Linked DNA regions of Homo sapiens: all the other regions are linked to region 1. Evidence: chromatin loops called from intact Hi-C (ENCODE). Cell type or tissue: heart left ventricle. All regions are shown on one strand. Links, peaks and the distances in the headings refer to the core of each region. The heading gives the core; the rest is flanking DNA. Region 1 overlaps LOC105374292 (a long non-coding RNA gene). Region 2 holds the start of LOC107986173 (a long non-coding RNA gene). Region 3 has its middle 140 kb from the start of XXYLT1-AS1.

What was found. Peaks named below come from ENCODE experiments on the same cell type or tissue, not always from the same donor. Only the 100,000 strongest peaks of a DNase experiment are listed, where the experiment ranks them.
Region 2: a loop joins it to region 1, with 2.0 times the contacts of the local background. A loop is called at or near these places in 10 of 110 quality-filtered maps.
Region 3: it touches region 1 in a loop (2.7-fold over the local background); 6 of 110 quality-filtered maps call a loop at or near these places.

What each region holds. Positions count from the first base shown.
Region 1 is chr3:194,781,154-194,788,783 of GRCh38, reverse strand. The region is part of intron 3 of LOC105374292 (a long non-coding RNA gene); the gene reads right to left. It overlaps LINC01968 (long intergenic non-protein coding RNA 1968), which reads right to left. Exons shown (of 4, transcript NR_037891.1): 4 at 6,616-7,630. Among named protein-coding and RNA genes, the nearest start is that of LINC01972, 16 kb to the right of the region's middle. RefSeq lists an enhancer at 4,952-6,151. In heart left ventricle, for the core only: a CTCF peak has its summit at 3,419; no DNase peak of the experiment used is centred there; H3K27ac peaks cover 1,341 bases.
Region 2 is chr3:194,849,721-194,857,350 of GRCh38, reverse strand. LOC107986173 (a long non-coding RNA gene) reads left to right here and starts at 3,451. Exons shown (of 3, transcript XR_001741086.2): 1 at 3,451-5,222; 2 at 5,333-5,547. In heart left ventricle, for the core only: no CTCF peak of the experiment used is centred there; a DNase peak (open chromatin) is centred at 4,099; H3K27ac peaks cover 1,452 bases.
Region 3 is chr3:194,949,910-194,957,539 of GRCh38, reverse strand. No RefSeq gene overlaps it. Among named protein-coding and RNA genes, the nearest start is that of XXYLT1-AS1, 140 kb to the left of the region's middle. In heart left ventricle, for the core only: a CTCF peak has its summit at 3,210 (motif pointing right); a DNase peak (open chromatin) is centred at 4,529; H3K27ac peaks cover 1,696 bases.

The DNA of each region.
Region 1 (7,630 bases), core at 1,235-6,234:
CTCTTTCCTGGATCTCCAGCCTGCCAGCCTACGCCACTTTCTCTCTCTCTTTCTCTCTCTCTCTCAGATGTATATATACACACCCTGTTGGTTCTGTTTCTCTAGAGAACCCGGGCTAATATCCCTTCCACCTACAGGAGGGAAAGGCCTAAGATTCATAAAAGCACCACTGGCTTTGTCAAGGCTACCAGAAGATTCTGAGTTCAGCCTTACCTCTCTAACAATTTTCATACTGCTCCCTACAGGGACCATGAGATGGGACAAAAACCCTCTCTGGATTCCAGGAAACTCCTGTACTAAAGGAGCCTCCTTCCCATGGGTAAATGTCGCAGGTGGGAGTCAGAAGAGGCCTGCGATGAGGGAAGAGCCATCTGGAGCACCTACTTTGATAACTAACAATGACTGTTGGGCATTGTTCTATGTGCTTTCCTTACATGATGTGTTTAATCAACAAACTCTAGGAAGTAGCTACTATTAACATCCACATTTCACAGCTGAGGACCCTGAGGCCCCATGAACTTAAGTCACTCCTTAACCTGGACCCTACACGATGCTATTCTGCCTGCTGTGCACTGGAAGTTCTACATACTAGGTCTCTTGCTGGTGACAGCCTGTGAGCTAGATGGCATTATCTATGTTGTTCAGATGAAGAAATAAGACACAGAGACATTAAGTAGTTTCATAAGGTCACGCAGCTCATGGTGGCAGAGTCAAGATTCAATTCCAAGTCCTTCTGACCACCGCCCAAGCTCTCTCTAGACAGTTGCACTGTTTCCCACCCGTATTTGTTGCATAGGGAAGACAGTTGCTATGGGGATCTCAGCTGTCCCTGCTACTTACAAGCCTACTGGCCCTTCGGGTGACATTTCACGAAAATTGTTGTCATTAATCGCCATCATCTCAATGATAAGTATACCTGTGTGTGCAGGTTGCCAAGGACTTCCGCATACTTCTCTCTCTTGGTCCCCAAGGTGAGCCAGGGCAATTCATAATATCCTTTATTCCACAGGGGCTGGTGGAGGCCAAGCATGAAGGATGGGTGCTAACATTTACTAAGTCCATGCTGTACTTCAAGGGCTTGGGGTTATGATTTAATTCTCACCACAGTCCTGTGAGATGACATTGCTGCCTCCATTTTACAGGTGAGGAAACAGCACAGAGAATATCCAGTGCCAGGTGAGATCATAGAAAAAATAGATTTTCCTAGAGGTTGTTCAAATTCTTTGCACTGTCCCACTCCCTGTCACTCCTGGTATCTTCCATCCACTTCACCTTCCCTTCCTTTTAAGGAAGTGCCCTGAAGTCTCCCCTTTCAAATTCCAATTCCTAATTTTGGTTATCTCAATTCATTCTTGAGAAGAAAACATTCAGAATGAATTAATCCTCAGGAAGAGCAGAGAGACTGCTAGCCTCTTGTCTCCCTGGGGCTTTGCAGAGAGGAGGTGCTTTCAACCTGAAGCGCCTCCAATTTTGGAATCGGGGCCATGGGACTGTGCAACCTGGAGCTGTGACTAGGGCAGCATCTCTGTGCCACTCCTCCCCACCCTCACCCCATCCCCACCTCCCATCTTAACATCCTGTGAGACCCCCAAGCCATAACCCAGAGGTCAATCATCATCACCCCTCCCTCTCCATTCCCACAGGTCCAATCCAGGACCAGTTCTGGCAGGGTACACCTGTCAGACTCTTCCAGAAGCTGCAGCCCTGCCCTAGGACCACCATGCCTCCCTAGGATTGCCCCACAACCTTCCCAAGGCCACCTCATACTGTTTACACCTCACAAGCACCTACTCCCTCTGCCCTCTTGCTTGCAGTACTGGTCACTCTCTGACCCTGCCCAGGCCCCCAGGCCCCCACCCTCTCTACTGCCGCCCCTCTGCCTGGCCTTTCACCTTGGAATTAATTCAACCGCAATCTCCTCCACTAGACTGCAGCCTTCATAAGAGCAGGAGACACAGCTGTCTTATTACCATTATATCCCCAGGGCCTAGCACAGCATCTGGCATATAGAAAGGGCTTAATAAACATTTGTTGGGTAGACAAATGAATGACTGAGTAACTGAATGAATGAGTTAGTAGTATTATGGCACAGTCTTTTAACATCTTGTACTTTTTGCCCCCTGCTTCTTTTTTTTTTTTTTTTTTTTGAGATGGAGTTTTGCTCTGTTGCCAGGCTGGAGTGCAATGGTGCCATCTCGGTTCACTGCAACCTCCGTCTCCCGGGTTCAAGCGATTCTCCTGCCTCAGCCTCCTGAGTAGCTGGGACTACAGTCATGCGCTACCATGTCTAGCTAATTTTTGTATTTTTAGTAGAGATGGGGTTTCACCATGTTGGCCAGGCTGGTCTCGATCTCTTGACCTTGTGATCCGCCCACGTCGGCCTCCCAAAGTGTTAGGATTACAGGCGTGAGCCATGGCGCCTGGCCTTGCCCCCTGCTTCTTTAACCCCAGTGAGCTTCTCCAGGGCCTTCAAGGATCGAGGCAGGGGCTGGCTGTGTGGCTTGGCCTGCTCTCCACCATGGGCCAGGTTCAGCCAACTGTCACTCCATCAGTTTCCCTATCTAACCCTTAGAATGCCCCATCAGCCTTCTACTCTCTTCCTTCCCTCTGCTCTCTGGTGAGGAGAAACAGTTTAATACATCCCCCTTCCTTGAATACAACTCTCCCCGCCCGACCCCTTCCTCAACACTGAGCCTCACCTCACACCCACATCTGCATGGCCCTGCCCAAATTTCCTGGGGCCACACTGGATTCTATTTATCTTCCTTCCTCGGGTCTGACCCTCATTGAGGCAGCTATGAGCTGTAATCTAAGGGATTAAGCATGTGGCTGAGAACTTTGGTAGCCAATGCCCTTGATCTATGTCTCCCTAATGGGCTGCTTCCCCAGAATGGCAGGTAATAAAAGTGCTTTTCATTGTTGTTCTCCAACACTTGGTATTTTCTCAGTTCTCTGCTACAGAGTCCAACTGCAATTGATTAAAACTTTAGACACACATAACAAGGTAATGTTCATGTTTATAGGAAGACTAAAGTGCTGAGATCAATATTGTTGTGCTAGGACCTAATCTCTGGACCTGCGTGTCCAGCCCATGGCTCTGTGGGACAGTCAGCACCCTGGTCACAGGCCCTCCTGAAGACACGCACCTCACAAATCTGAGTCTTGGGCTAAGGCCAGGATTATGTGTCCTATTTTCTGACAAAGACATAGGCGTGGTCACAGGCAGCAGAGCTTTGCAACCCTTAAACAACACAAAAAAACTTCTGCAATTTTCCTCCAAAGGAAAGGGAAACGATAAGAACACAAACAGTTGCTTCTCAAAACAGCCCTTAGTTATCTCAGTGAATTGGAAGTCATTGGTGTCAACATCATCAAAAAGCAGGCACTGAGTGCTCTTGGCAAATACTGCCCCCAAAAGACTCTCTCTAGGGGAATTTATGGAGCAAAGAAGGAACACCAATGTGTTAGGTTTTGCATACTTTTGACTTGTTCTAATTTTTACAATAAGAAGCGTGTTTTGTTTCTATAATTAAAAACAAATCATTTCCCTCTAAATGCTTTCCCCTTGAGGCATAGAATCAATGAACTGCAGGATCTCAAGGAGCCATAGAGCCCTCGGAGATCATCTAGCCCAACTCTCTCTTTGACAGAGGAGGAACCTGGGCTCACAAAAAAAAAAAAAAAAAAAAGGGACTCGTCCAAGATCACACAGCTCAAGGTCACACACCAGACAGAGGACTTTGGAATCCATTTTCCAGACACATTCATTTATGAAACTAATTGTTCCACAGCTAGTCCAATTGGAGCATGGGCTGCTACAGAAAGTGTGGCCTAAAATTTCCCCAAGAAAAAAGAAAGAAGCAATTACTGGTGTGCTAAAAAACTGAGTCTGACCATCCTGAACAGCGGCTTGTAAAAGCTCAATAACTGAGTGGGAAAATGCTGAGCCTCCTGGGATGAAAAAGCAATCTCTGCCTATGTGTCTACCGGTATTCCTATATTCCATCATCTGTGTATTGGGAGAGAGAAAAAAAGCATTTGAGTAAAAGAAACGGTATCACATGAACGAGGGTGGGGAAGGGTGGGAAGGGTGGGGGGTGGGCAGGTCAGGCAATTCTATGGCTTCTCCTTTCTCCAGCTCCAGGGAGAAAAGTCCAAGTTGCAAGAAGACAAGAGAGTGTGAAAGGAGACAGGCCCCCGGAGGCCCCTTGGAAACTGTGGAAGGAAGACACATGGCAACTCAAAGGGCTGGAGCATGATCTTCCCCTACAAGCCAGAGTAAATGAGGGAGACGAGGGAGTCCCTCTGGGGAGGTAAAGCACACACGTAATCACTCATGAGAAAGGCTGCATGAGCTCCATGAAGCCTGGACAACATCCCACTAATTTTTCCTATTGTTTGCTGGTGTCTAATGCTGGCTCCCCAAAAATCACCAAAGCAACCTGTTGATAAGAAACAACTGTATTTATTCTTACCTCAGCAAGGGAGAGTGCTACTTCCACTGAGTCTTAGGGGTGTCCAGGAAGGAGTCAGACAAAGTCAAGGAATGTATTGTATCGGGATTTTGAAGTCTGCTTGAAGGTGAGTCTTTAAATTGGGTGAGTTCCGGGTTAGCTTATCTGGGATTTTCTTGGGTTCCCCTTCCTGGTCCAAGATGGCACCCACGGCTGCAGGTGACATTCCCTCATACAAACGCACTCAGATATAGGAAAAAGCAAGTATTTGGTATTTTTTTTTATGAATGAAGGAAACATTCCCAGATGTCCTCCCAGGCTCCCCTTTCCATCTCATTGGCTAGGGTGAAGTCATATTCCCACGCCTCAGCCAATCACTCCAAAAAGAAAGGAATTCGCATAATTGGCCTAAACTCCTGAGGTAGATTCCAACTCTGATTCCATTTCTAAATTTCCAAGGTTCTTTCCAGTTCGAGAATCCTAAGTTTTGTAAGTAGCCACTCCTTTTTCAAAAAGCTGCTTTTCTGACTTATTTATAGCCCAGTTTTCCTATCCCACTCCCTGCCTTTGAGGCTGCAGTTTGCCCCTGGTGACACGTTTACCATGTGAACACTGCGAACACAGTCCCGATGAGCTGGGTACAGGCCCAGACAGTAAGGGCAGGCAGCTAATTGCAGTTTTACCCTCTCCCTCAGCTTCCCTACAAAAAAGAAATAAAAGGATGTTGGGAAGCAAAGTCTGAGCTGAGAAAATGTTGACTGCAGAGAGTATACTGTTTTGGATTCTCTATGAACCCCAGATCAGCATATACTTGATGGGCTGATCTCTCCAATCTGTCTAGGACTTCTGCAATAACCCGAAATAACCAGAGTTATCCTAAACTAACCCAAGCCAGCAGCCTAAAACCAAATCTGCCTTAGTGCCCAGGCCCTGGATGCCAGCACTTAGAGAAAGGGCAGTCTGGGCCTCTGGCTTTCACTGTGTATGACAGAGCCCTGCCTCCCAGTAAGACGCACACAGTGAGGATTCTCACAACGTAGGAGAGCACAGGTCAGATTCCGGGCAAGCAAACAATCAAAGGCAAATGTCCACCATGTGGTTTCAGAGGCTCTAGCTCTCCCCTCCCAGGCACCACCCTTCACCCTCTGCCCACTCACTCTCAGCACCACTCCCTGTGTTCTCAGACTGAGAAATGTATCCACATGACACACTAGCAACCCACTTTCATCAAGCAGCAAGCACGGAAGGAGGAAGGCAGAACTCTTGGTTGGCCATAATTTCTCATCCACAGAATGAAGAGGAAGAACGGAGCATCTGAGCACACTACATGACAAATGTGGAAGCTGGAAAACCAGCGTGGCTGGCTGCACGGAGGGGGCGTGAGGACTGGCATCAAGTAGATTTGCCCTGTTGCCGATGGCATACTGCCAAGGGGTGTTGGGTTGGAGGGCATCCATCCTGCGCCCAGTCACTGAAGCCCTGAGTGTTCCAGACCCAAGCTAGGGGCAAGGCAGGTGACAGAGAAGACAAACAGTGTGATCTGCTCTCAGACACGTCCCTGGAGCCCTGCTGGGGAGGTACGGCACACACGCAATCACTCATGAGAAAGGCTGCATGGGCTCCATGAAGGCTGGACAACAGCCCACTGAATCATTACTGGTTCTCCAGCCCCTAAAATAAAATTTAATCTTCATTGATTTCTTACTAGGAGCCCAGCTCCATGCTGTTTTCTACATGTGTGATTTCATTTAGCCTAACTGTATGAGTCAAGTTCTCCAGAAAAACAGAACCAATAGGGGATATATAAAAAGAGATTTAGTATAAGGAATTGACTTATACAGTTATGGAGACTGGCAAGTCCAAAATCTGCAGAGCTGATGTTCCGGTTCAAGTCAGAAGGATGACAGCTGCCATAGAACCAGGAAGTTCTGATAAAGGCCACCAAATAGGAAGAATTCTCTCTTACTAGGGGGAGGGTCAGACTTTTGTTCCACACAGGACTTCAACTTACTGGATAAAGCCCACTCACCTTATTATTAATTTTGGATGAGATTAACATTAAATGTTACAAAAATACCCACAATAATGTATGACCCCATACCTGGGCACCCCATGACCCAGGAAAGTTGACACATAAAATTAACCTTCAAACTTACAAATCTCCTAGTGTTATTTAGAGATGAGTTTATTGAGACCCAGCATGAAGTGGAGACCCAGGATTTGGAACAAGAGACTCTGATTCCAGAACTTGAAGCCTTAACCATTATACTATACTACCTCTAGCTCCAGGCATACGGCAGATGCTCAATATGTATTTTGTTGAATAAATGAATGAAGTACTAAAGAACGATGTAAGCAAAGCCCTGTGGTTGAGGTGACTAAGGGAAGCTTTCATGAATTTTACTAGGTTGCTGTTTCTAGAGTGGACAGGGAGGTTGGGAGAAGGAGATGGGTGGAGACAGAGGCTAAAGTGGCCCCATGATCCCCACCTCTTGGTGCCCACGCCCTGATGTAATCCCTACCTTTTGAGTATCAGCAGGAATTGTGACTTGATGCTAAGCAATAAAGTATAACAAAGGTGACAGCTGTTGCTTCTGTGATTACATAATGTGAGCTTGTACAGTCCATCTTATTAGAAGAGCCTCTCTCTCACCAGCTTTGAAGAAGCAAGCATTCATGTTGAGGAGGCTCATGTGGCAAGGAACTCAAGGCAACTGCCCACAACCAGCTAGAAACTGAGGGCAGCCTCCAGCCAACAGCCAACAACAAACTGGGGGCCTTGGTCCGATCACTTGCAAGAGCCTGAATCTTACCAACATATGCGAAGTTGGGAAGCAGATCCTTCTCTAGCTGAAGCTTGGATTGAGACCACAGTCCTGGCTGACATCTTCATTGCAGCCTTTCAGAGGACCCAGCTAAGCCACACCTGAATTCTTGACCCACAGAAATTATGAGATAATAAGTGTGTATTGTTTAAAGGTGCTAAGTATATGGTAATATTGTTACTCAGTAATAGACAGCACAGCCTCATTGGCAGAGAAAAGAGCAGAAGCCAAGAGCTGGAGTTGGAAAGGTATAGAGAACATCAGTCCATGCTTGTTCCATGTGGCTGAAGTCGCAGGAGGTGGAGTTTGGAAAAGTGGGTTGGTGCCAGACAGTGGTGGCTTTTGAAGACA
Region 2 (7,630 bases), core at 1,459-6,458, 68 kb before region 1:
GGGAGGGGGGTTGATTCTCCTACCTTTCCTTCCCAGTCCTCTGGTAACTTAGGTTGGGTGCTTGGGAGAGGACTCAGAAGGCACATGAGGCTTTTGGTGGCTGTGAACAGCCATGCGGTGCAAAGGGCCCACAAGGAGAACGGGGGGCAGGGCCTCTCAGTCCTGCTAGGCTAATCACTTGAGGGGTTACCCCAGATTTTTGTTTTGAGGGAAAACCCCAACAATGTATCAACATTTATGAATGCATGTTAAGCAATACTGGGAGAGAGCTGTCTACATTAGAGGTCAATTTTGGGGTTTGGGTTTTTTTTTTCACTTTTAGAGTTAAAAAAATTATTAAATCAGTAATCACAAATGACTCACTTCTAGACCTTTGCTATTTTATCTAACTGGCTTAGAAAAAGCCATGTCAGTGCCCAGGGGAAAATGTGAGCTCCAGGAAGCCTTTGGGTACCAGGCAGCTTTGGAAGGAGTTTGGAGGACACTGTTTCAGAGCTCCAGGGCTTTGGGTTCCAAATGCTTTCCAGGCTGAACATCTCCAGGTGATGCTTTTCGAGGAAGAGGGATTTGAGCCGCTGCCCTGAGGCCCTTGTGTGAACACGGTCCACTTTGGCAAGCCCCTCTGGTGTTTAGAGCTGGAGACAAGGAGACCAGCATTTGTCAAGCACTTTCTAAGCCCCAGACTCTGTGCTCCTTGCTTTCTCTGCATTACCACACGTAATCGTCACAACCTCCACTATGAGGCAGCTGCCATTATCCTACAAGAGAAGCAAGATAGCCAGGCGGCCAGCCCAGGACCTAACTTGGCTCACCCGACTCCTCTAGGTCTCGTGGCCCAGGCATGGATGGCTCAGCTTAGACCAGGACAGAACTGGCTACTTTCTTGCACCACGTGGAATAATTCAGTCCATGGCCTATCACATTATGACATAGAATGAGGAGGACTAAAATTAAATACTCACTGTTTGCCAAGCCCTATGTCAGGCCCCTGAGAGAGGCAGCACCGGGTAACAGAAGGAGCTCCAGCTTTGGAAAGAGAAGGCCCTGGATTCATGTCTTACTTGTTATTCATAGTTGTGCAGTTTGGGGCAACTTAACCTTTCTGAATCAGTTCTCTCAGCCATAAAATGAATATAATAATAGCACAAACTTTTCTTCAGAAAGCTGTTGTGAGGGTTAAATGAAATATTGTGAGAGCCACATAAGTCTTCAGTGCATTAGCATCACCATGCATTCCGCACGAACCTGTGTTAAACGCTCCTAACACATTCTTTCTTTTGTGTGTGTGACAGTCTCGTTCTGTCGCCCAGGCTGGAGTGCAATAGTGTGATCTCAGCTCACTGCAACCTCCGCCTCCAGGGTTCAGGCGATTCTCCTGCCTCAGCCTCCCGAGTAGCTGGGATTACAGGTGCCCACCACCACACTCAGCTAAATTTTGTATTTTTAGTAGAGATGGAGTTTCCCCATGTTGGTCAGGCTGGTCTCGAACTCCTGACCTCAGGTGATCCACCCGCCTTGGCCTCTCAAAGTGCTGGGATTACATAATGCATCCTTTTAATAATACAGTCTAAAATTTTGTCCAAAATGGACTTCAGCCTTTTATATCATTGTTTTCAGAGTGTATCTTCTCTCTCTTTTTGAAAATAGAATTGCATTTGCAATTCTGTACATCAACTCCTTTCCCTAACTCTCTAAAAATCTACAGTGCTTTGGTGAGCTTATTAAGTCATTCAGGAACCTGGGAATACATTTCATCCTAATTCATGAGAAGTAATAAAAGGTTCTGAGAGTGGTAGGGAGGGGAAATGTTTTATTTATTTACTTGTCCTATATCATTTCGCACATACTGCATATTATATTATGTATTATTTAGCACCTACAACGCAAGGTGCTACAGAAGATACACATGTGAAAGGCAGCTTCTGTCCCCAAGGAGGGCACAATCTAGGAAGCAGCCAGACAACAAAGGCAAAGAGTGTTACATGCCTGAAAAGCGGTGCCTCCATGGAAATGTGTCTTCCGGGGGAAGGAGAGACGTCTTCTGGCCTGGGCACCATGGAGGAAGAGAAATTTGGGCAACCGACTTAATCTTTCAGGAACTGGGAGAACTTTGCTAACCTTTGGACTAGGCTTTGAAGAGTGGGTGTGGTTTGGTGGTAATCCAGGAAGAGGAAGGGCAATTAGGGGTTCAGAGGGAAATATACAGGACCTGACAGTGTCTGTCTGTCTGGTTGGAGCTAACAAATTATGTAAGAGAAAAATGAGATCATTTAGCTGGGTGCCAGAGTGTGAAAAACCTTAAACATCAGGCTGGGTTTGACTTCAGTGGGGAATCACTGAGCCAGGATTTTTAATAGAGAAGTGACATAAACCTCACCCTGAGGGGTTCTGTCAACCAGACAGGAGATGGAGACCAGAGAGAGGCATGCTAAAGCCAAGGTCGCTGGCCAGGTGACAGCGAAAAGGGCAAGAACTAGAGAGGCATGCAGGACAAACAGCTCAGGGGACGATCCCTTTGAGTTCCTATCCAAGTTCCACCACAGGGGACCTTGTTTATCCTCTCTGGGCCTCAGGTGCCATAGCTGGGAAGTAAAAAGCTTGGGCCAGAAGGTGATTTCTCCAAGTCCTCCCAGCCTGGCCTCCTCTGGCTTTCTGCCTGACATTTTTGTCACCGCTCTTCAAGCTGGCCGAGCAGGGGAGGACTAGTAGTTGTCACCCACCGTGCCAGGCCACCCTCTACCCCCAACAACCCCTGTCGCATTCTCAACAGCTGATGGTTTTTATTGTACAGCCTTGCAAAGAAGCCCAACTAGTTAAAGCAGTTGTGTTTTGCTTTGACTTCGCAAATGTCCCTGAAACAAATGATGCCAAAACAAAGAAACACATCAATACACGCAGCCAGACAATAAAGTCCAAGAACACATAAGAATGTTCTTTTATTACAAGTTGACATAGCAAATCAGTGAAGAAAGGAGAAATCAACCAGCAGGCCTGGGGCAAACGGCTGTTTAGGAAAAAATAATGTTCCATCTCCATCTCACTCTGTGGACCAATATTAATTCCAGCTGGTTTCAGAAGAGAAACATAAGAAAACATAGAGACAGTTAATGTAATCTTGAGACAAGGGAAGCCTTTCTTGGCATGAAAAAGCAGTTACAATAAAGGCAAGGATTAATAGATTTGACCATATTTTTTGTGTGTGTGAGACGGAGTTTCACTCTGTCGCAAAGGCAAGAGTGCAGTGACACAATCTCAGCTCACTGCAACCTCCGTCTCCCATGTTCAAGAGATCCCCCTGCCTCAAACCTCCAAGTAGCTGGGATTATAAGTGTGCACCACCAAGCCTGGTTAACTTTTGTATTTTTAGTGGAGACGGGGTTCCACCATGTTTGCCAGGCTGGTCTCAAACTCCTGAGCTCAAGTGATCCATCGGCCTTGACCTCCCAAAGTGCTGGGATTACAGACACGAGCCACCGCTCCCAACCAGATTTGCCCTTATAAATATTCACAAGTCGGCATACCAAAGACAATACAACGATTTCCCAAGGCTGCATCAAACATCTTTTTAGATGTATCTGGGATGGGTGGGAAAGCCATTTCTAATTATCTCGACGTGAAAAGGGAGAACCCGTTAATGAGAGAAACGAAGAGAACTAGCTTTAGGGGGAACTTCAGGAGGGAAGAAAGGCCTCACCACAGGCTAGAATGGGGCCCTCACCACAGCCACTGAGCAGGGCCAGGAGGATGCGGAGCTCCAGCTCCACCGCCAGGACTTCCATTCCCCCTCTGCCCTGGGGAGGAATTGGAAGGCTCCGCTGGCCTCCCCAGTCCCACTCCTCCACCCCGAGCAGAAGCAAGTGAAAGAAGTAAACGCAGACCCTGCCAGGGTTGCCTTGGCTTTTCTGCAGCTCAGAGCTGATGGGCTGTCTGTCGGACGGGCAGGGGTGGAGGCACCTCCCTCCAGGCTTATGGCCCGGGGGATGTCCTTGAGCCCCTCCCCAGGGCTCCCGGAGCTTGTCTTTCCTGTTCTGTCTCTGTGGCCTGGGTATCACAAGGGAAGGATTTGGTGTCATACTGCCTTCCACAGCCTGTGGCTGCATGCCAGGTCCCAGTGCCCACAAGAAATACGACTCCACCTGCTCCAGGGGACAGGCAGGCCACACGACTCTCGGAGCTCACTGAGAAGTGGGTGCAAGTCTCCAGGCATAGAGTGCCACTCATCTGAACCTTGCTGGGCTTCCCTTTGGGGCTGAGAAGGAGCCCCGGCGTTCCCAGCAGATTGGAAGCTCCCTCTATGGTCTCCTCGGCAACCACAGGCTGCTGGCCTCTCTGAGCAGCGGTCTGGGGCTGAGCTGCCAGGTGACTGCACTGTCCCCATCCCTGCTCGGCTGCAGCAGCAAATTCACATGCCGTAATGAATGGTCCCAGCCTAAGACGGGGGATCTTAGGAATGAAGGTGTTGTGGGGGTTAACATGGCTTCTGGGAAGGAAATTCAAGTTGTATCCACAGGAAGAACTCATACATACCTGGGTTCATCTGGCAAACTAGAAAGCAATGGCCCAAGGAGGGCATCAGGGCAGGGGAGCAGAGAAGCCTCTCAGAGAGCACTCGCCCTAAGGGAAGAAGGAGCTGGAGGACACGAATGCACCGAGAGCCTCGTGGAGGAGGCGAGCGCTCCTGAGCAGTAGCTGAGACTCTGACTGGACCCCGCACGGACCCCGTTCACTTTACGTCTGAGCTCTATAGAGGGTGAACGCCCGAAGCAAGAATGAGCTCCGGAGAAGCCCAAGGCCATGCACAGAGCGCGTCAGTGACGGTTCTTCACTGAAGGCCACAAAACCTGATTCCGGCTGATAGGAGCTAAGAAGGAATGCTGTGAAAGGGTATCACGTAGCTCACAAGGCGGCTGGCCCGCAGGACTGGAAAACTAAAAGAAACAAAAGGTTCCCGTGCAGCTGGAACCACAGCCACAGAACCAGCCCAGAGACAGGGCTGCCGCCTTCTCCCTGACAAAGCCCAGAGAGCTCAGCAGGCACCTCCGATATTGCCCATGGTGGATGCTGGATGTCGCTGCCACCACCATCATTGCTGCCACCACCACCACCACCATCATCACCACCACCACCATCACCACCGTCACCACTACCACCACAGTGGCTGGAAAGAATTTGCCCCTGTCCCAGCTTCACTGCCGTCACTGGCTCCTGATTCAAAGTTGGAGGTGAGTAAGGCTCACTGGCCCACACTTAGGCCTCAAGGAACATGGGGTAAGTGAGTTGTCTGTCCTGTTCAGCTTCTAGATTTGTACATTAGGAAATTCTCCCAACATAGGAGGCTGTGGAGGGAAGGATCAGTCAGACACTGACGGCCAAGAAGGAGGAGGAAGAGGAGGAGAAGTGAGAAGAAACAAACACTCCAGCTTCAAACATATCTTGAATAAGTCACTCCTGCTCTCCAGGCTTCAACCTCCTCTTCCATCGTGACCGTCCACATTGCGTGGGGGTCATGGGAGGAAATGGGTGAGAGTCCTGTCACTGGCAGCGTGGGTAAGTGGAATCACCATCCTGCGTGGTCATCACCATCATCATCTTAAGGATTGTCCCTAACCCGGGGTTCCTCAACCTCTACAACTAACATTTGGGGCCTGTGCATTGTAGGATGTTTAGCAGCATCCTTGGCCTCTACCCACTTGATGCCACCAGCGCCTCCTCTCCAACTGTGACAATTGGCAGCCGCCTCTAGACATTGCCAAATATCCCTGGGGCAGAGCTGCCTCTAGTTGAGACCACTGCTGTAAACACAGCTGCCTCAGTCCTCCTGTGGCCACTCTGCAATAAAGGCCTAGACTTTCCCTCTGGAGAGGCTGGGCTCCTGCCAAGACAGGAGCACGCAGAGTCCTAGGGCGCCCTTTTGACTCCTGCTCATGGAGGCAGAGAGGAGGAAAAGGGCAGTCTTATGTCACCAAATATTTGCTATTCTTTGAGCCCTGCGCAACCTGCCTTTGCTCACTTAGCATGCTCTCCCTCACCCCAACCTCTCTCCACTTGTCCAAATCTGACCCCTTCCCTCTATCTCTGAACTGGCCAGCATTTCTCCCTTTCAAGATGCTCAGTGCCCTGGCCAGACATGGTGGCTCACACCTGTAATCCCAGCACTTTGGGAGGCCAAGGCAGGTGGATCCCTTGAGGTCAGGAGTTCGAGACCAGCCTGGCCAACATAGTGAAACCCCATCTCTACTAAAAATACAAAAATTAGCCGGGTGTGGTGGCACGTGCCTGCAGAATCCCAGCTACTCGGGAGGCTGCGGCGGGAGAATCGCTTGAACACAGGAGGCGAAGGCTGCAGTGAGCCGAGACTGCACCATTGCACTCCAGCCTGGGTGACAGAGTGAGACTCTGTCTCAAAAAAAAAAAAAAAAAAAAAAAAAAAAAAAAAAAAAAGCCGGGCATGGTGGCACACACCTGACATTCCAGCTACTCAGGGGGCTGAGGCAGGAGAACCACTTGAACCTGAACCCAGGAGGCAGAAGTTGCAGTGAGCTAAGATTGTGCCGCTGCACTCCAGCCTGGGCAACAGAGCAAAACTCTGTCTCAAAAATAAATAAATAAATAAATAAATAATGCTCAGTGTCCTAATCCGATACCACATGTTACTCTGTGCTGTACCCCTGCAGTGGGGTGGGGAGGAGGAAAGCCATACACCTACACTGAGAGGCATCATAAGACATCGCCCTGTGAGGACCTTTGTGGAGAGGTGTTAGGGGGACATGGCTCATTTCATCACGCAGCGCTCTCTCAATTAGGACCCTCGGGAGAGATGCCCAAACCACTCCTGAGCAACTGGTCAGTTTTTGTTTTATGGACACCAGGAACTGGGCCTTTTCCCAGGCTTTCCTGTCCTGGAAGCTGTTAGAAAGCTTGGAGTCAAATTTGGGGTTCACCCTCATTATATGTATATTTATGGTTCTCGTAGTTTAGTCTCATTCCTGGCCCCTTTTTTATGCCCTTACCCTTATTTTTTCCTTTTATTCCTTCTTTTAAATTATGTTCCCTTGTTATGTTTTATGTATTAACACTTTCTGGCACAAAGCACAGTCTAAATAAGAAGATAGATGTAGATAAAGTAGCTCTGTCTCTCTCATATGAGAGCTATGTATTTTTATATCTTGTCTGGCTCTAAATTAATGTGAATTTACTGAAAGCAGTAGTTGGATCAGATTCATTTCTTGCCCACCATCCCCACTCCTTCACTCCCTCCCCGGGAATTCAGCCCATTGCCCATTACATATGGACACTCAGTCAGTATTTGTTGCTCTGTTGATGACTGGTTCTCTTAGACGCAACAAATTCCTTCCCTCCCTCCTTTCTCCCTTCCTACCTTCTTTTCTTTCCTCCTTTTCTTCTCTATCTCTTCCTTTTTTTTCCCCCGAAAAATGAAGACAAAAAAGAGGAAACAGATACGCTTTGGAAAGAACTCCCAATGAGGTCCTTCACTATATTCACACCTTAGAAGAGCTGACACTTCAATTCTCTTCTAAAACCTAAAACCTACAACAAGAGTCTATCAAGTTCATGCTGAAGAGTGGCTTCAGCCAGAAGAAGGAAAGCAGGGACTCCTGTGCAGAGCCCC
Region 3 (7,630 bases), core at 914-5,913, 170 kb before region 1:
CTGGTCTTGAACTCCTGACCTCGTGATTTGCCCATGTTGGCCTCCCAAAGTGCTGGGATTACAGGGGTGAGCCACCACACCTGACCAGGATGTCTCTATTTTATGAAGGATCCGCCCTACTGTAAAAGAGGGCAAAGAAAAGCAAATGCTAAACACAGGTCAAGTGCCCTCCCAGAATGAACTGCTGGGTTTCCACACTTGGCCCACCCTATTCTCCTTACACCCTGGTGGTCTCCCCATGCACGTGCTAAAACGACACATTCAGGCTCACAGTAATGAGAAGTGAGGGTGGACTCACTGAGCGGGTTCTGTGTACGCAGCCCAGGGCGTACACAGGGATGAGCTAACCTGCCACTGACCCATTTGGACTTGAGTTGGCTTGAGGCCATGAGAAGAGGGAGACTCGCCAAGACCTGGATTCTGGCTCTGCTATCTGTCGGCCATGGGAGCCCTGGCGAGTCCCAGTATTCCTTTAACTCACTGCTTTGCGAAAAGATAGATTCTGAGCACAGCTATGGCCCAGGCACTGTGATAAGCCATGGGGCCAGAGAAATGAAAAAAAATCCCACCACGGGCCACACACAGCTGTAGGCCCATCTTCATCCCTGTCCGGCCGTGGTGGTGACGGCAGTTCAACCATGCACAGGAGCAGCTAGATTCCTTCTCCTTGGGAGGGACTCAAAAGTGGTTCCAAACAGGAGGTGGGGAGGCTTGCTGAGATGGGGCCCAGGTGTCCTGACTCCCAGTGAGCAGCGTTTCCCAGCACCCCACCGCTCTCCCTCTCTCTGTTTCCCCAGGTTGGGGCTGGCAGCCCTCCACTACTTTCTGTTCCTTCGTCAACGTTGACTCTTGCCTTGGACAGACCGAGCTGCTGACTGGCCCCTTCTCTCCACTCTCTGGCTAGAAGATGACTGAAGCCCCTCCGGGGATCTGCAAAACCTGCCAGACAGAGGGCCTGGAGTTAAGGTCAGCACACCCGAGGAAGGCTTGTGGTCTTGGTCAACCAGATGCAGGCTTAATCGGCTGTGAGAGGAGCCAGCTGGAGCACCTGGGGCCCAGGAGAGGAATGGTGGCTGTGGTAAAGGGAGCAGCTTGCTGTCTTCCATCCACACCTGGCCTATCAGGAGGGTCAGGTGAGGCTCTCCGCATCACCCGGTAGTAGGGACAATAACATGCCGGGTTGTTTCCAGGTGATGACAGGCAGAAGACTGGGACATCTGAGGAAAGCTGAGGATCCTTGGGGGTTGGAGTGAGGGAGAAGTGGCAGAAGAGGCCTGGAAGGACATCCTGGGAAGAGCAAGCTGCTCTGTGCTCCGAAGCCCTGTTCATCTGAGCTGGGACGGGCAGGCGGAGGTACAAAATGCAGAACACAAGGCGTGATGAAGTACCTTACTTTCCCCAGGGTTGCCGACGACATCTATGCTCCTTTGGGAGGTGGCGAGCGATCTGTTCCGAGAGGTGCTCGAGCAGAAGACAGAGCCTTTTGTCAAGGACGTGGCAGAAGAGATTTGAACATAGATTCAAACATTCTTAGGTAGTGATTGGACCAAGCGCCCTCGACTGCCTCTTTTTAGCTTAAGATTCTCTGATTTTATGTTAAAACAGACTTCATGAAAATGGGGAGGACTCTTGAAAGTGAGACCCTCTAATTCCCTCCCTGTGTCTGGGGGCGTGACTGTGTTTAAGACTTCCTCTTCCCACCAAACAGCTCTTTTCCTCTCCCCTTACTCCCTCCTTCAGTCCCCCCTGTCAAGGCCGGATGAGCCTAGAAGCCAGTGCGGCCCAGGACTCACTTTTGCCCGTTCCAAAGCCCTTGTCAGCTGGAGCAAGGCAATGGTGCAGCCTCTGGGCAAGCGTCTCAAACTTGGGGGCACAAACTCCGTGTTCAGCCTATTTCACTGCAGCAAACAATGGTTCTTCCGGCACCACACACCTTTGAAACTCCCCTTGTTTTGAGATATTCCCATATTCAATTTCCTTTATCTCAAAAACTGAAAACAGCAAAGTTTATTCATTGCCCATCCCAACATTTTTAATTTCAATACAATTTTTTTCTAAGAGATGGGGGTCTCACTATGTTGCCTAGGCTGGCCTCGAACCCCTGGGCTCAAGTGATCCTCCTACCTCAGCCTCCAGAGTATCTGGGACTACAGGCACATGCTACTGCACCTGGCTTTTAAATTTTCTACCTAGTTTTTTTCCTTATTAATTTCAGTTGGAACATTCAGCACCAGTCCCTGTTCTGCCTTACAATGCCCTGCAAATTAGCACACATCTCTTTTATTGATTCAGTAATTGGCATTTCCCAATAAAGTGGAGGCTTGTATGGAAAGATGGAGTCAAGATTCTTTTCTTTTGGAGACGGAGTCTCACTCTGTTGCCCAGGCTGGAGTGCAATGGCACGACCTCAGCTCACTGGAACCTCCGCCTCCTGGGTTCAAGCAATTCTCCTGCCTCAGCCTCCCGAGTAGCTGGGATTACAGGCGTGTGCCACCACGCCCAGCTAGTTTTTTTGTATTTTTAGTAGAGATGGGGTTTCACCATGTTAGCCAGGATGGTCTCGATCTCCTGACCTCGTGATCCACCCGCTTCGGCCTCCCAAAGTGACAGGATTACAGGCGTGAGCCACCTCGCCCGGCCGATGGAGTCAAGATTCTTAAGCCCCAAGAAAGCAATAAAAATAGGTGGTGGGTAGGGCAACAAAGGAGACCCAGTCCCAGGATTCTGTAAAATGAATCAGTTCCATCCGAGCTTCGGAAGTCAGTTATTTGTTGTTGTTGTTGTTTGTTTTTTGTTTTTGTTTTGTTTTTGTTTTTTTTTGAGACGGAGTCTCACTCTGTCGCCCAGGCTGGAGTGCGGTGGCGCGATCTCGGCTCACTGCAACCTCCGCCTCCCGGGTTCATGCCATTTTCCTGCCTCAGCTTCCCGAGTAGCTGGGACTACAGGTGCCCATCCCGACGCCTGGCTAATTTTTTGTATTTTTAGTAGAGACGGGGTTTCACTGTGTTAGCCACGATGGTCTCGATCTCCTGACCTCGTGATCCGCCCGCCTCGGCCTCCCAAAGTGCTGGGATTACAGGCATGAGCCCCCTTGCCCGGTCCTGAAGTAGGTTTAACGCAGTATCTGAGAGGGAGATGGGCACAGTTGGGGGAAGCATCTGCAACCCAGACCTTTTTTATTAGCAACAAACTGCCACCAGGGGCCCCAAGAATGTCATTGTTAAAATAACGAGGTCTGTAGAAAAAGGCCTGGGAGTGGCTGGTGGAAGTCAGAGCTGATAACTAATGGGGCGAGGCCTCAGAGAGAGGGAGTATGCACCAGCCCTGAGCAGAGCCCCAGAACCATTCCTGGGGCAGGGGGCGGATATAATCAGGAGAGTTGGGGCTTTGTATTTGACTCTAGAACCAGGGCTGAAAACCGTGGGCTTTGGCTACTTTGACCCATGGTGCTTCCCCAGCCATGCTGACCACTCTGCTACCACCTTATTTTAGGACGTTACCCTTTCTCCTCTAGACTGACAACACCCTCTGTGATGGTTAATACGACTCCAAGTTCTTCAGCTTTGGGACGCGGACTGGCTGTCTTTGCTCCTCAGCTTGCAGATGGCCTATGGTGGGACCCTGTGATCGTGTGAGTTAATACTTAATAAACTCTCCTTTATATATCTATCTATCCTATTAGTTCTGTCCCTCAAAAGAACCCTGACTAATACACCCTTCTAACTGGGCTCCTTGCCTCAGACTTCTTTGCAACCCTCCAACTCCCCAGTCACTATCCACACTGATCTGGTCTGAGCATTCCCAGACATCTATTCTTCCAATGTGTCCCATCTTCTTCCAGAAAACTCAGGAAATGTTCTTTCAATGAATGAATGAACAAATGAACAAACAAACAAAGAAGGTGGCAAGACCATCAAAGCACATAAAAGTGAGGGACTTGGGCCTCAGGCTTTAGGGAGCCACGAGGTCCTGTAAAGCCCTTAAGGACAAGGTCATAGCTCTTCGAAGCGTGGGCTGGAGGAAGAGGAGGCAGGACAGTGCTCCTGGGTGCCTGTCCCTTCCCATGGGATGAGAGGCAGAGTGCAGCCTCCGGCCTCTGGCACATCTGGTGTGAGATTCACAAGCTTCTTCCCTTGTGCAGCTCTCTGGGCTGTTCTGAGAATCATTTGGGACATTGTGTGTGATAGTGTCGTGAAAATCCAAGTCAAACAATCTTTGAGAGAGAGGAGAGAGAGAGAAAGAAAGAGAGAGAGAGGCTGAAGAGACTCCACCTGACACTCCACTTACACACACACTCACCTGGAGGCTGCACACTCCCACCAACCCCTGTGTGGCTTCTGTACGAGCAGGAAGCGTTTCTCAATCACACACATGAGAGCTGGGGTCATCTGGGGTTGCTGATAACAAAGCAGACAGGATCTGCTTCCCTTCAGCAAATACCACAGGCCAACTTGCATAGAGCCCTCCTCTTTAGAGGGTCTGGGGTGGGGCTCAGCATCTGGATGGTGGCTGAATCCAGGCTGGGATGTTTTGCCAGGAGAGGCCGAGCAAGTGCCAGAGAAAGGGAAAGGCTGGGCCGTCTCACGCAGCTAGGGCTTTCTGGGTCTTCCCCCAAAGCTCACTGAGGTCTGCTGGATAACACGCTTATTCCAGTGTCTACAGGTGACAGGATCCAGGCCAAGAGCCCCCAGAGCCAAGATAGAAGAGCCAAGGGCTTCTTGGACAGCTTTTCCCTATGTTTGCAGCGAACCTATTTCCATGTCATTATCGTATTATGTAAGCATAATAGCTTGTTCATCAAGATTTCCAAGGACTAACAAATACAGCGCGTATCAAAAACTAGTATCAAAAACTAGTAATCCAAAGTACACTGATTAATTATATATACAGTTGCTATAAAATCAGTAAACATTACATATGAAAGTTAAGTGATGATTTAGAATAATAATTAGGCTAGAAATGCGAAACTGTATTACATGCATACTCAATGTTTGTTAAACAAAGAAAATAACTCACAAATGTTTTCAGTGGGTGGAAATGAAAGCCAAGGAAGAAGAGGAAATTTCACAGAATGGAAACTGGTTGGTGTCCAGGTGGAACGCACACAGCAGCACTCCACCCTGCTCTCAGCAGGACAGTTGGGGTTGGTGTCTGGGCAGCAGCGAGAGGAACACAGGCAGGAGAACCCAGAGGACACCCAGGGGACACAGGGGTCCCGCAAACAGCTCACCAGCAACTGAAGCAATAGGGAGAGTTGGAAGTTCTTGAAGTGAGGAAGGAAAGTCGAATTTAGCAGGAGGAGGTAATAATGGCTCATCTTGATTGAGTGTTCACTACGGGCTCTGCTGTTTTCTCTTTTCTTTCTTTCTTTCTTTCTTTCTTTCTTTCCTTCTTTCTTCCTTCCTTTCTTTCTTTACTTTCCTCCCTTCCTTCTTTCTTTCCTTCCTTCCTTCCTTCTTTCTCTTTCTTTCCTTCCTTTATTCCTTCCTTCTCTCTTTCTCTCTTTCCTTCCTTCCTTCCTTCCTTCCTCACTCCCTCCCTCCCTCCCTTCCTTCCTTCTCTCTTTCTCTCTTTCTTTTTTGTTTTTGACAGAGTCTTGCTCTGTCACCCAGGCTGGAGTGCAGTGGTGTGATCTTGTCTCACTGCAACCTCTGCCTCCTGGGTTCAAGCAATTCTCCTGCCTCAGCCTCCCAGGTAGCTGGGATTACAGGTAAGTGCCACCACGCCCAGCTAATTTTTGCATTTTTAGTAATGTTGGCCAGGATGATCTCGATCTCCTGACCTTGTGGTCCACCCGCCTCGGCCTCCCACAGTGCTGGGATTCAGGCGTGAGCCACCGCGCCCGGCCTGCTAAGTGTTTTCTATGCATGATTTTGTTTCATCACATACAACCCTTTGCGGGAAGTGATGTTATTATTATCACCACATCTATCTATAGATGGAGAATCTGATGCTCAGAGAACTGAAATAACTTCCCCAAGCCACAGGCAGCTGCCCAGTGGTCAGCAGAGTTTCTGGACCTGACGGCCTAATGCCAAAGCCCAGGTGACTAACCGCCGTGCGACGCTGCCTCTATGAGGCACCAGGCCAGCGTCAAAGCCTGGATGTCTCCCGCAGCCTTGCTCCGGATTATGTCCTCTAGTGGGGTGTTTATTTCTGCAGGGGGTGGGGAGGCAAACGTGTGCAATGCGTGTTTATTTTTCTATTTGTGCTAAAATAGTAAAGATTTCCGTTTCTGGAAAGCACACTTGACTAGAATTGTTTGAGGGAGGTGGACTCTTGACCCCTGCATCCAGAACCCTGGGGTGGATCTCAACTCCAGGCTGAGCACCTGGGTGGGACGGCTCTCCACAGAACCAGCCTTGGAAGCCAAGTCAATCAAGTGGCAGCAGACTTCTGCAGACGCGAGGAACTCACCATCACACACGCATTTCACAATCTCAAAAATGATCTTTTAAGATTTTTAGATATTTTTCTCTTGACACACGAGGGTGCCTCTCTGGAACTGGGAACAACGTAGAGACTCAGAGCCATTCCTTCACAGCTAGCAGGAAGGAAGGCTGCTGTTCTTTCGTTTCTTTTTCTTTTCCTTTCTTTTTTCTTTTCTTTCCTTTTCTTTTTTTTTTTTTTTTAGATGGAGTTTCGCTCTTGTTGCCCAGGCTGGAGTGCAGTGGCATGATCTCGGCTCACTGCAACCTCTGCCTCCCCGGTTTAAGTGATTCTCCTGCCTCAGCCTCCCGAGTAGCTGGGACTACAGGCACCCGCCACCACACCTGGCTAATTTTTGTATTTTTAGTAAAGACAGGGTTTCACTGTGTTGGCCAGGATGGTTTCGATCTCTTGACTTCGTGATCTGCCCGCCTTGGCCTCCCAAAGTGCTGGGATTACAGGTGTGAGCCGCCGTGCGTGGCCTCTACCTTTTTTTAAAATTGTTACTTGGAGAATGTCATTAGGGAAGGTGCGTGCCAGATTTTCTCACTCAGTGTTTGAATGTTTTTTCTTAAGCCCATACAACTCCAATCATAACTTTTATTAAAATGCAAGCCAGGTGCCGACATGCGTGGTTCTCTGCCCTGACACACGGCAGGCCTGGCTGAGTCCTGGTGAAGACGCCCAAAATAAACCTGTCTGTGTCAGTGGGGACTTGCCAACTGCCGTGACATTCAACCCTGAAGTCTCAGGGGCTTCATTCAGTGCACGCTGCTGCCTCAGACCCTGTCCAGGACAGGTTGCGGGAGGGTGCTGCTGTGCACACCCACTCAGGACCCAGTCTCCTTCCCTGGCGTGGTCTCCCTGTCTTCCAGAGCCTCGGAGCCTCCTCCTGGATTTTCTGCAGCAGCGTGACAGGCAGGGAAGCAGCAACCGTGACAGGTGTCACGGGTGGTTTGAAAGCGTCCAGGCTGGAAGTGGAGTATGTGGCCTACCTAGATGTGAAGGCTGAATTTTGTCCCCTTCAATTCACATGTTAAAAATCCTAACCCTCAGTACCTCAGAATGTGGCTGCATAGAGAGCAGAGCCATTTGAAGAGGCAGTTAAGTTAGAATGAGGCTGTTAGGGTGGGCCCTTATCCAATCTTATTGGTGTCCTTATAAGAAGAGGAAATTTGGCACACAGAGTGGCTCAATGGAC